2 separate regions of the Homo sapiens genome follow, and region 1 is linked to region 2. A link is a loop called in an ENCODE intact Hi-C map of the cell type or tissue named here. Cell type or tissue: HepG2. All regions are shown on one strand. Links, peaks and the distances in the headings refer to the core of each region. The heading gives the core; the rest is flanking DNA.

Region 1 (5,369 bases), core at 67-5,066, 76 kb after region 2:
ATTATGGAAAACAGTACGGAGTTTCCTCAGAAAAGTAAAAGTAGCACTGCCATATGATCCAGAAATCCCCCTGCTGGGTGTAAATCCAAAGGAATTGAAATCAGTATGTCAAAGAGATGCCTGCACACCCATGTCCATTGCAGTGTTATTCACAATGGCCAAGATGAGGAAGCAACCTAGATATCCATCATCAGGTCAATCGCTAAAGAAAATGTGGGCCAGGCGCGGTGGCTTACACCTGTAATCCCAGCACTTTGGGAAGCTGAGGCAGGCAGATCACTTGAGGTCAGGAGTTGGAGACCAGCCTGGCCAACATGGTGAAACCCCATCTCTACTAAAAATACAAAAATTAGACGGGTGTGGTGGCGGGCACCTGTAATCCCAGGTACTTGGGAGGCTGAGGTGGTAGAATCACTTGAACTCAGGAGGTGGAGGTTGCAGTGAGCCAAGATCGTGCCACTGCACTCCAGCTTGGGCAACAGAGCAAAAACTCCATCTCAAAAGAGAAAAGAAAAGAAAATGTGGTGTAGATACACAGTGGAATACTAGTCAGCCTTGAAAAAGAAAGAAACCCTGTCATTTGTGGCAGCATAGATGAGCCTGGAGGGCCTTCTGCTCAGCGACATAAGCCAGGCACAGAAAGGCAAGTGCTGCATGATCTCACTTACATGGAGAATCTTAAAAAGCCGATCTAGAAGCAGATCTCATGGCGAGAAGTATGCTGGTTACCAGAGGCTGGGGGAAGGGGCTGGATGGGGAAAGGGAAGACGCTGACTGAAGACTTCAAAGTTTCAGTTAGGAGGAGTCAGCTTTAGTGATCAATTGCACATAATGGTGTTTATAATAAATAATAATGTAATGTATATTTCAAAGCCGTGAAAAGAGATTTTAAATGTTTACACTGCAAGAAAAGGATGAGTATGTGAGGTGATGGATGTGTTTAATTGGCCTGATTTAATCATTCCACGTTGTAAACATGGATCAAAACATCATATTGTATCCCATACATAGATACAATTATTATTTGTCAATTAAAATGGAACTGTGCTGAGCCCACAGTAAGTACTCCACAGTGTTTCCTGCTCCCCTAGGACCCAGGCAGAAGCACCAGCAGCTTCAATTTCCCTCCAGGATCCCGGCATTCAATCCTTTAGTGTTCCTGTCACCACATCCCACTGCTGTAGTGCAGAAAGTGCACAGGGGAGTGGAGACTGGCAGATTCAGTCGTCGTGGGGCCAGGACCATGGTGCGAGGTGCAGGCGAGCACAGGGAAAGCCCTGTTCCTGGGCCAGAGTCCAGCCGGTAGCCGCTGCCCCAGGAGAAGCCAGACTGACGGAGGCACAGACCACGAGCCACTGTGGGAGCTGGAGCAGCCTGGCCATCTCGCATAGTGGCAGTTGCCACAGCAGGTGGAGCAGGGCAGCATTCTTCCCAGGCTACACACATGGCCAAGAGGCTGGCAGAGGGACCAATGGCACAGACAGGATGCAGCTGCAGAGGACTGTCCGCCTGGAGACCTTGGATGCTCTCCTGATTGTATCTGTCAGGTTTCCCACTACAGACAGCAGACTCTCCTCTTGTCAGGTTAAGCGGAAAAGGAATTTTGTTCTTATTTATTTTATTTATTTTTTACTTTTTTTGAGATGGAGTCTTGCTCTATCGCCCAGGCTGGAGAGCAGTGGTGCGAACTTGGCTCACTGCAATCTCTGCCTTCCAGGTTCAAGCATTCTCCCACCTCAGCCTCTCAAGTAGCTGGGATTATAGGCGCCCACCATCACACCCGGCTAATTTTTGTATTTTTAGTAGAGACAGGGTTTCATCATGTTGGCCAGGCTGGTCTCGAACTCCTGACCTCAGGTGATCTGCCTGCCTTGGCCTCCCAAAGTGCTGGGATCACAGGTGTGAGCTTACCATGCCCGGCCTATTTATTTTATTTTAAAATTATTTTTATAGAGATGGGATCTCACTATGTTGCCCAGGCTGATCTCAAACTCCTGGCCTCCAGAGATCCTCTCACTTGGAGCCATCCTCCCATCTCGGCCTCCCCAGACACTGTGATTACAGGCGTGAGCCATCCCACCCAGCCTAGGAATTTTGTTTTTAAAGGGTATTAGGTAGCTTGTGGAATCTCCAGGCCAGCCAGAACACCAGGCTTGGAGGGTATGCCTGGATGATACCCTTGCAGACACCACCACCTCCACCACTGGCGCACACTCTGCGGTTCACACGCTGGGCACTGCTGCCACACCCTCGGCACCTCTCTCTGCCGCCCTGGCAGCTGGCTGTGTGCTGCCAGCTCCCTAGAGTGGCCTCCGGGCCTAACGTCACAGCTATGCTGCACTGCCCCCACCTGGGCTTGGTAACTGGCTGGACTTTGGTCACATGCCTGTGCCCTACATGGGAGCCGACTCTGAGAAAGCAAGTTTCTGCTTCTCCCTTGGGCAGGCGTAGATTCACAGGCAGGGAGTTCAGAGGTTCTGGGTGGCCAAAAAGAATGATGTAAGTCCTTGATGGAAGACGTGTGGTCAGAGCCAGGTGCAGTGGCTCAGGCCTGTCATACCAGCACTTTGGGAGGCCGAGGTTGGCAGATCATTTGAGGTCAGGAATTCGAGACCAGCCTGGCCAACATGGTGAAACCCCGTCTCTACTAAAAATACAAATATTAGCTGGGCATGGTGGTGCACACCTGTAATCCCAGCTACTCAGGAGGCTCAGGCAGGAGAATTGTTTGAACTGCGGAGGCTGCAGTGAGCCAAGATCATGCCATTGCACTCTGGCCTGGGTGACAGACCGAGACTTTGTCTCAAAAAAAAAAAAAAAAAAGGCATTAGAAACTAACTTCATCAGATTGTTTTATGACTGAGGAGTGATAATACGTGTGGAAACTTTCAAAACTGCAGAATGCACTTCTGATTGAAATAGTTGTTAAGCAGGCATCTGATTTATTGGTGCAGAGAGGGCCGTCGCCAGCATACTGGGGTGAAGTGCCATGCCTGGCCCATGGGCTGTGACTGTAACCCTTGCATGTCAGAATGTGCCTTGAATCTTCTCTGATTCATTTTTTAAAATCATAAAAGATACAATTCAGAAATGACTTTATTCTTTTTCTTTTTTGAGATGTAGTCTTGCTCCATCTCCCAGGCTAGAGTGCAGTGGTGTGATCTTGACTCACTGCAACCTCTGCCTCCCGGGTTCAAGCGATTCTCCTGCCTCAGCCTCCCAAGTAGCTGGGATTACAGGTGTGTGCCACTGCGCCTGGCTAATTCTTGTATTTTTAGGAGAGACGGGGTTTTGCCAGGCTGTTCTCCAACTCCTGACCTCAAGTGATCTGCCCGCCTCGGCCTCCCAAAGTACTGGGATTACAGGTGTGAGCCACTGTGCCCGGCCCTGGAAATGCCCCTATTCTTTATTATTATATTCTTTATCTTTTATTACTATTAACAAATTACCTAAAAAACATTTGCATTCATTGCTTCCAGGTAACAAAAAACCTTGCTTCAGCTAATTGTGCAAAAATGAGAATTTATTAGCTATGAAATTGAAGAGTTGAAAGTGGCTTCAGGAATGGTGAGATCCATATGCCGAAATGAAACTTTCAGCCACCTGTCTCCATGACTCAGCTCTGCTTCTCTATGCTGGCTTTGCTCTCAGGCAAATTCCTCCTGCGTGGTGGCGGGAAGCTCCAGGATTACCTTCTACCTTCCTAACCACCCTGTGGAAAGAGAAAGCTGCTTTCTGAATTAGTCTAGAAGAGTCTAGAAAAGATTGACTCTAGATGGACTGAGATTGCCAAGTCTGGGTTGCATGCCCTGCAGTGATAATGGGGCCAACCTCCCCTTCTCCCCCTGTCCCCCTCCCCACATCCCACAGACCAAGAGTAGAGGGGGAGTGGTTAACTAGAGGAAAATTGGGATGCTGCTACCAGAAGAAGGAGGGATGAATTCTAGGCAGGCAGCGCCCAGGTACCACTCATAGTAGGTCACTACACAGAGTGTGAGGACTGTCATATCACAGACGAGTTGAATGCCAGGGCATTGCTCCACTCTGAAGAGAAATCCAGGGAGAATAAGTAATGAGGGGAGCAGATCTGGATCCCAGTCCCACTGTTGGCAATTCCCAGCTCTGTGACTTTGAGAAAATGATATAGCATTCTGTGCTCAGGGCAATTCTCTGCTCTGTAGAGGATACCTGATTCTGCTTGGTGCCTTCCCATTTCAACCTCTGTCATCCCTCCACCAATTTCTCTTCTAGTTTTTGTTCAGTTTTCTTGATCTTTTGCTATTCTGGTTTCCCTCCCGCACTGGAAATGAAGGTGAGAAAACCTTGTTCCCCAGCAAGGTGAACCTGCAGTCACCTGGGTCTCTCATCCTTTTCCTTTCCCAGGTGAGAGCTTAGGGTGTCATCTCCCAGGACGTGCTGGGAGTATTTTAGGTATCTAGCTTCCTCCTGTTTCTAAGCAGGCAGCTCTTGGTGATCAGCCTTAAGTGGACTTTTACCAACTTGTTGAATAAGGTGCATAGATACAGCCACCTCTGCCATTTCGGGATCCCCCAGGAACCAAGAACTTTTACACTTGAGCTTGCTATGTGTCAGGAAGAGGAAGGTCAAGAGTTGAGCTGTTTCTCAGGCCGCTTAGCCCTCTGTGTTTCCCCTGAAAGTCTGTTCCCACAAATCTCATTGATCCTTTCTAGATCTCAAGCCCTGATTATTCTTTCAGACTTTGTTCTGCTTTCATAATTCATTCAGGCATTCTGTTTCATTTCCTCTCTTGGTGGATTATTCCAAAGGAGCTTGTCCACTGCCAGTTTCTCCTATGCTTCCATCCCTGCCTCTGGCTACTCTCCTTGTTTGGTCAGTTTTCCCTATTCAGGGTCAAAGTGGAATAGGTTATTTTTGTTTGCTTGTTTCTTGAGACAGGGTCTCACCCTCTTGCTCAGGCTGGAGTGCAGCGGCACAATCATGGCTCACTGTAGCCTTGACCTCCTGGCCTTAAGCAATCCTCACACCCCAGCCTCCCAAAGGGCTGGGATTACAGGCGTGAGCCCCTGTGCCTAGCTGGAATTGGTTATTTTTTTTAGCTCAGCCTCACAAAACCTCCCTAGAATCCCCGGACACATGAGCACCTAAGAAAGTGGGGCCACTTATTAAAATGTCCGCAGAGGGCCAGGGCTCCTCACACAGCCCATCATTCTCTGCAGGCAGGAGCTCTGATTCTGTCTCACACTCTGGCCTCATGTCTTGGTGTCCCATCCCCTACCTCTGCACTATTCCTGGCTTCTTTTCACTTGTGCTTTCCTTAAACCACATAGACCTAAGTGGCTCTAGTTCCCTCGGAAGCCATTTGACACAGACACATGAGCACAAGACAG
Region 2 (5,369 bases), core at 102-5,101:
GAGGGGACCTCATGGTGGGGTGTGGAGAAAGACCCATAATAAAGTGATCTAGGGCTGGGTGCAGTGGCTCATGCCTGTAATCTCTGTGCTTTGGGAGGCTGGGGTGGGAGGATCACTTGAGTCTGGGAGTTTGAGACCAGACTGGGCAATATAGCAAGACCCCATCTCTAAAAGAACAAAACAAAACAAACCAAAACAAAACAAACCATTCCAGCCTGGGAAACATGGCAAAACCCCGTCTACTAAAAATACAAAAAATTAGCCAGGTGAGGTGGTGCATGATTGTAATCCCAGCTACTCTGGAGGCTGAGGTGGGAGAATCACCTGAGCTTGGGAGGTTGAGGCTGCTGCGAACTGCGATTGCACCGCTGCACTCCAGCCTGGGCAATCACAGTGAGACCTTGTCTCAAAACAAACAAACAAACAAATGAAAAACCTTAGCCAGGCATGGTGACACATGCCTGTAGTTCTAGCTACTTGGAAGGCAGAGGCAGGAAGATCGCTTGAGCCCAGGAGTTCAAAACTGCAGTGAGCTATGATCACACCATTGCACTCCAAGTCTGGGCAACAGAGGGAGACCCTGTCTGGAAAGAAAGAGAGAAAGAGAGAGAGAGAGAAAGAGGGAAAGAAAGCAAGCAAGAGAGAAAGAAGAAAGAAAATGACCTAGGACCCTCGGAAAGCACCTTAGGGTGGGACCACATAGGCACAGCTCTGAGAAGATGGTGTTCTAGATGGAGCACAGGGACCGGGATAGAGATGTTACAGGGGAACTGTGGAGAAAAGAGCCTCCTGGTGGAAGGGTTCAGAGGTGGGACGCAGCGAGGCTGCATGGGCGAGAGGTGATAGCTTGGCTCGGCAGAACCACAAACTCTGTTTTAGGCGGAGCAAAAGTGAGGGGCACCACAGGCGAACAGGTAGGACAGCAAAAGAATGGTGGGTGCCCAGACGCTGGGTGAAAAGATGCCCCGTTTCCGCAGGCTTAGGAGTGGCCACGTGCTACCATTTGATTTTCTTTCTTCTAGGCAATTTCTTGCAACCACCACCGAGGCCCCGAAAAGCACTGGTCGTCAGGGAGCTCCTCCCCTTGGCCCCCAGCCTGTGCCAGCCCTGGCCCGGCTGCCACACCTCTGTTTCCTAGGCTGGGGACCCAGCTTGTCTCTCCTTGTTTCTTCCCACTGCACTGTGGTGCTTCAGTGGCCACCAGCCTCGTCACATACACCAGCATCTTTCTGTACCTCCTCCCTTTGGTGACCTGAAGTCACTGTGACAGTTCTCCAGGAAGGAGGAGCTTCCTACTTTTGAGTTTCTCTGTGGAAATAAAACATGAATCTTGTTTCCCTACGACTTTCTCAAATTTTATTCTTTAATGCTATGTTGATGGCCTGGCTCAGGGAGGATGGAAGAGTGATTCAGGGGCAGCTAATCTGCCTTCTGCCTGAAACTGGTATAAAGCACAGAGGCTGAGAGAGATGAGACCTGGGTTTTATTTCTGACAAGAAGCCTGCATTGTGCCTCAGTTTCCTCATCTGTTAAAAAAAAAAATCATTGCCCAACCTATATCTGAATACCATTCTTTTTTTAGAGACTCAATCTCACTCTGTGGCCCAGGCTAGAGTGCAGTGGCACGATGTCGGCTCACTGCAACCTCCGCCTCCTGGATTCATGCAATTCTCCTGCTTCAGCCTCCTGAGTAGCTAGGATTACACGCATGCGCCACCACACCTGGCTAATTTTTGTATCTTTAGTACAGATGGGGTTTCACCATGTTGGCCAGGGTGTTCTTGAACTCCTGACCTCAGGTGATCTACCCGCCTCAGCCTCCCAAAGTTGCTGGGATTACAGGCGGAAGCCACCATGCCCGGCTTGAATACTGTTCTTTTTTTTTTTTTCTTGAGACGGAGTCTCGCTCTGTCACCCAGGCTGGAGCGCAGTGGCGCGATCTCCGCTCACTGCAAGCTCCGCCTCCCAGGTTCACGCCATTCTCCTGCCTCAGCCTCCCGAGTAGCTGGGACTACAGGCGCCCGCCACCACGCCCGGCTAATTTTTTGTATTTTTTAGTAGAGACGGGGTTTCACCGTGTTAGCCAGGATGATCTCCATCTCCTGACCTCGTGATCCGCCCGCCTCGGCCTCCCAAAGTGCTGGGATTACAGGCGTGAGCCACTGCGACCGGCCTGAGTACTGTTCTTTTTGCACTTGAAGCAGCCACAGGTGTTTTGTTGGCCTGAAAAAGCGACAATGGAAATATTCAAGTCAGGAGCAGGGGGAAAGAGGTTGTTCAAAACGGGAGGTCAGTCCCAGAAGGTCAGGGAGAGGGCAGGAAACAGGAGCGAGGTGCTGATAGAGACTGTGCTTCTCCACATGGACAGGCTGCCGTGGGGATGGGGGCGTGGTTGGGGAGACGCGCTTAGGAAGTTGGGGGCACTGGATCTAACCCAGGGCCTTATCACGGGCACTGACTGCCCTGTGTTTCCAGGATGCAGAGGGAGGGAGGCAGAACACTTCCACCCCATCACTGTACCAATGAAACAGGAGAGGCTGCGGCGCAGGCTGAGCCAGGCTTATCCCACGCTGAAGAGCCCTTGGGACTGGGCTGGGGGTCTGCAGTAGGAGCCCCTAAGTCCCACCAAGCTGGTCCAACATGCCCGGATTAAGGATCCCCCACCCCTTTGTCCCCCTGGGATCCCTGCAGGGGACAGGAAGTAAAAGGTGGACAGGAGGCGCCCTGCCAGCCTAAGTGACTCCCTCCAGGTTTGAGTTCCCTGAGGGCATGGCCCCCATCTGCCTAGGTCACTCTCCACCCACAGGACAGGCACAGGGCCTCAAACAGTGCATGTATACGTGAAAGAAACCCGGCCCAAAACTGACTTGAGGAGACCGAGCTGACCCAGTCGGCCTGCCTGGGAGGGCCGCTCCTCTGCTTGGCCTCCCTTCTCTCCTGGGTCCTGAAATCCTGATGCTGGTTTGCACTTGTCCTCCGGAGTTCAACGCCATAGGAGGGCCTTGCAGTACCTCCTAGAGGCCACAGGGGGGAGAGCGCGGGGCCCTCCCAGGGAGGACGCTCCGTCCTCGCTGCACAGAGAGCTTCCCGGAGCGTGGGTGGGGGTGGAAACCCGTGGGGAGCTGAAGTCTCCTCAGCCCAGTCACTGAGGCACCGGGGGAGACGCGGAGGTGAGCAACACGGTTCTTGGCTCGTGAGATGTTCTTGGCCCAAAGAGCTGAAAGCGGCTCTTGAAAGCTTAGAGTGACACCCGAGGCAGGCTAAGGTCCCCTGGCATGAGGGGCCCTCCAGTGAAGGGTGGGTACCCCTTTCTCCCTTCAGGGCTCCTCCAGTGACCTCCTGAATCCCCAACTTCCATCTTATTCTTTAGATCCCGTTCTTCCACAACGCCCTAGAAGGAGCCCCTGCTCGGAACCTACCACCAGCTTCTCATTAGCCCTGGAATAAAATCCCCATTCCTCACTACGGCTCTATGCGATGGGCCTGGCCTCCCTCTCTAACGTCCCTCTGGGCCTACTGGCACAGGCCATCAGGGAACATGGGCGGCTGTTACCAAGGTCTTCAGAAAGCCAGAGCTTCATCTGCTTTTAGGACTAATTTCAAATGTCCCTCCCTGGGCCACCTTTTAAAATTTGTATTTTAATAGAGACGGGGTCTTGCCATGTTGCCCAGGCTGGTCTGGAACTCCTGGGCTTGAGTGATCCTCCTGCCTCAGCCCCCTAAAGTGCTGGGACTACAGGTGCGAGCCACCGCACTCGGCCCTCAGGCCATCGACCAAGGAAACCCTGTCAGCATCATATGGCCCCGTTTTCTTCGCAGCACCTGTCCTTCTCTGAAGTCATCTTGTTTGCGTATCTATTTTTGGTTACATTATGATGTCTCCTTCGCTAGGACATGGGATCTGTAGGGCAGGTCTTTTGTCCATCTACAGCCCCCAGTACCAAGAGCCAAATAAATATTTACAAATTAGCCAATGGAGAGAGGGATTGGAATTAAGTGGGACCAATCCAGGAAGACTTCCTGGGAGAGGTTTAAGCACCGGGCACATAGGGTGGGCGGCAAAGGAAGAAACCACACCTGCTGGTGGATGAGGCTGCTTTCTTGGTTGTGACAACACCGACGGAGGGAGGAAGGGATGGGACAGGGATGCCCTGAGTTCTGCCCCCTAATACTCCACATCCCAGTCCCCTCTCTCTCCCAGGATTCCCGGCTTCCCACCTAGTGTTCGCCAAGGCCCCGAAAACCTAGTGTCTCTCTCTTGGAATCCCCACTCCCTCCCTAGACCCAGGAGGCTGGCTGCCAGGCCCTAGGTGTGTCTCACAATGGGGCAATCCAGGCTGGGCCTCGCCTCCTACCCACACTCAAGTTCTGGCAGATTTGGGGTGGGGTGGGGGCAGGCCTGTGGGAAAACAGAGGTTTACTGGTATTCTCAGTGAGGGAGCTAGGAAGTCAAGCCGACCTGGAGATGTGATGTTGCAGAGCCAGTCTCTGCGGCTGCCTGACTCCATTAACCCTCCGTGATTCATCCAAAGCTGAGCTGCGTATCGGGCAGATTTTCCTGCAGCCCATCACCTGAACTGCTGGGACCCTCTCCCAGGGAGAACTCCCTGCCCCTCTCTTTCCCCATCTGCCCAACCCAACTCAGGGAACACAAACTACTCAGGCAGCGTAGATGGAGGAAGAGGGAGGAGTTTGGAGAGAGACACTGGCTTCTAAAGTTGGCCGCTTACAGCAAAAATCACGTCAAGATGGAACTAGCTGGGCGCCGTGGCTCACTCCTGTGATCCCAGCACTTTGGGAGGCCGAGGCAGATCACTTGAGGTCAGGAATTTGAGACGATCCTGGCCAACATGGTGAAACCCCGTCTCTGCTAAAAATACAAAAATTAGCTGGGTGTGGCGGCGCACGCCTGTCATCCCAGCTACTCGGGAGACTGAGACAGGAGAATCACTCCTCCTGGGAGGTGGAGGTTGCAGTGAGCCGAGATCATACCACTGCACTCTAGCCTGGGCAACAGAGCAAGACTCTGTCTCAAAAACAAAAAACAACAAACAAACAAAACCCCAAAAAACTACCCTCAGAAGGTGCCAGGAAGATGCCAAGTGGAAACAAATCATGAGTCCAACACAGACAGCTTTTTTTCCAGCATAGGAAGAGAATTTCTTTGGTTGAGCACACAAAGCAGTTGGCCTGTGTTTAGAGGTATGATACAAAAAGTACCTATTTTTAAACAGCAGAATGTTGAACACTAGATCCAGAAACGGAACCCTATCTGTAAACACATACTTGGTGTGGCAAGATGATTATACTACTGGAGGCATCTGGAAACGGAGGCAATCACAGGTTCATTCGGGGGCTGATGCCACTAA

What was found. Peaks named below come from ENCODE experiments on the same cell type or tissue, not always from the same donor. Only the 100,000 strongest peaks of a DNase experiment are listed, where the experiment ranks them.
Region 1: it touches region 2 in a loop (20-fold over the local background); 1 of 110 quality-filtered maps calls a loop at or near these places.

The regions. Positions count from the first base shown.
Region 1 is chr19:35,417,519-35,422,887 of GRCh38, reverse strand. No RefSeq gene overlaps it. Among named protein-coding and RNA genes, the nearest start is that of LINC01531, 15 kb to the right of the region's middle. In HepG2, for the core only: a CTCF peak has its summit at 2,340 (motif pointing left); a DNase peak (open chromatin) is centred at 2,367.
Region 2 is chr19:35,493,192-35,498,560 of GRCh38, reverse strand. DMKN (dermokine) reads left to right here. Exons shown (of 16, transcript NM_033317.5): 16 at 1,023-1,341. It overlaps LOC124904703 (a long non-coding RNA gene), which reads left to right and starts at 2,113. Exons shown (of 2, transcript XR_007067242.1): 1 at 2,113-3,170; 2 at 3,371-3,969. RefSeq lists an enhancer at 2,769-3,715. In HepG2, for the core only: a CTCF peak has its summit at 3,023 (motif pointing left); a DNase peak (open chromatin) is centred at 3,000; H3K4me3 peaks cover 398 bases.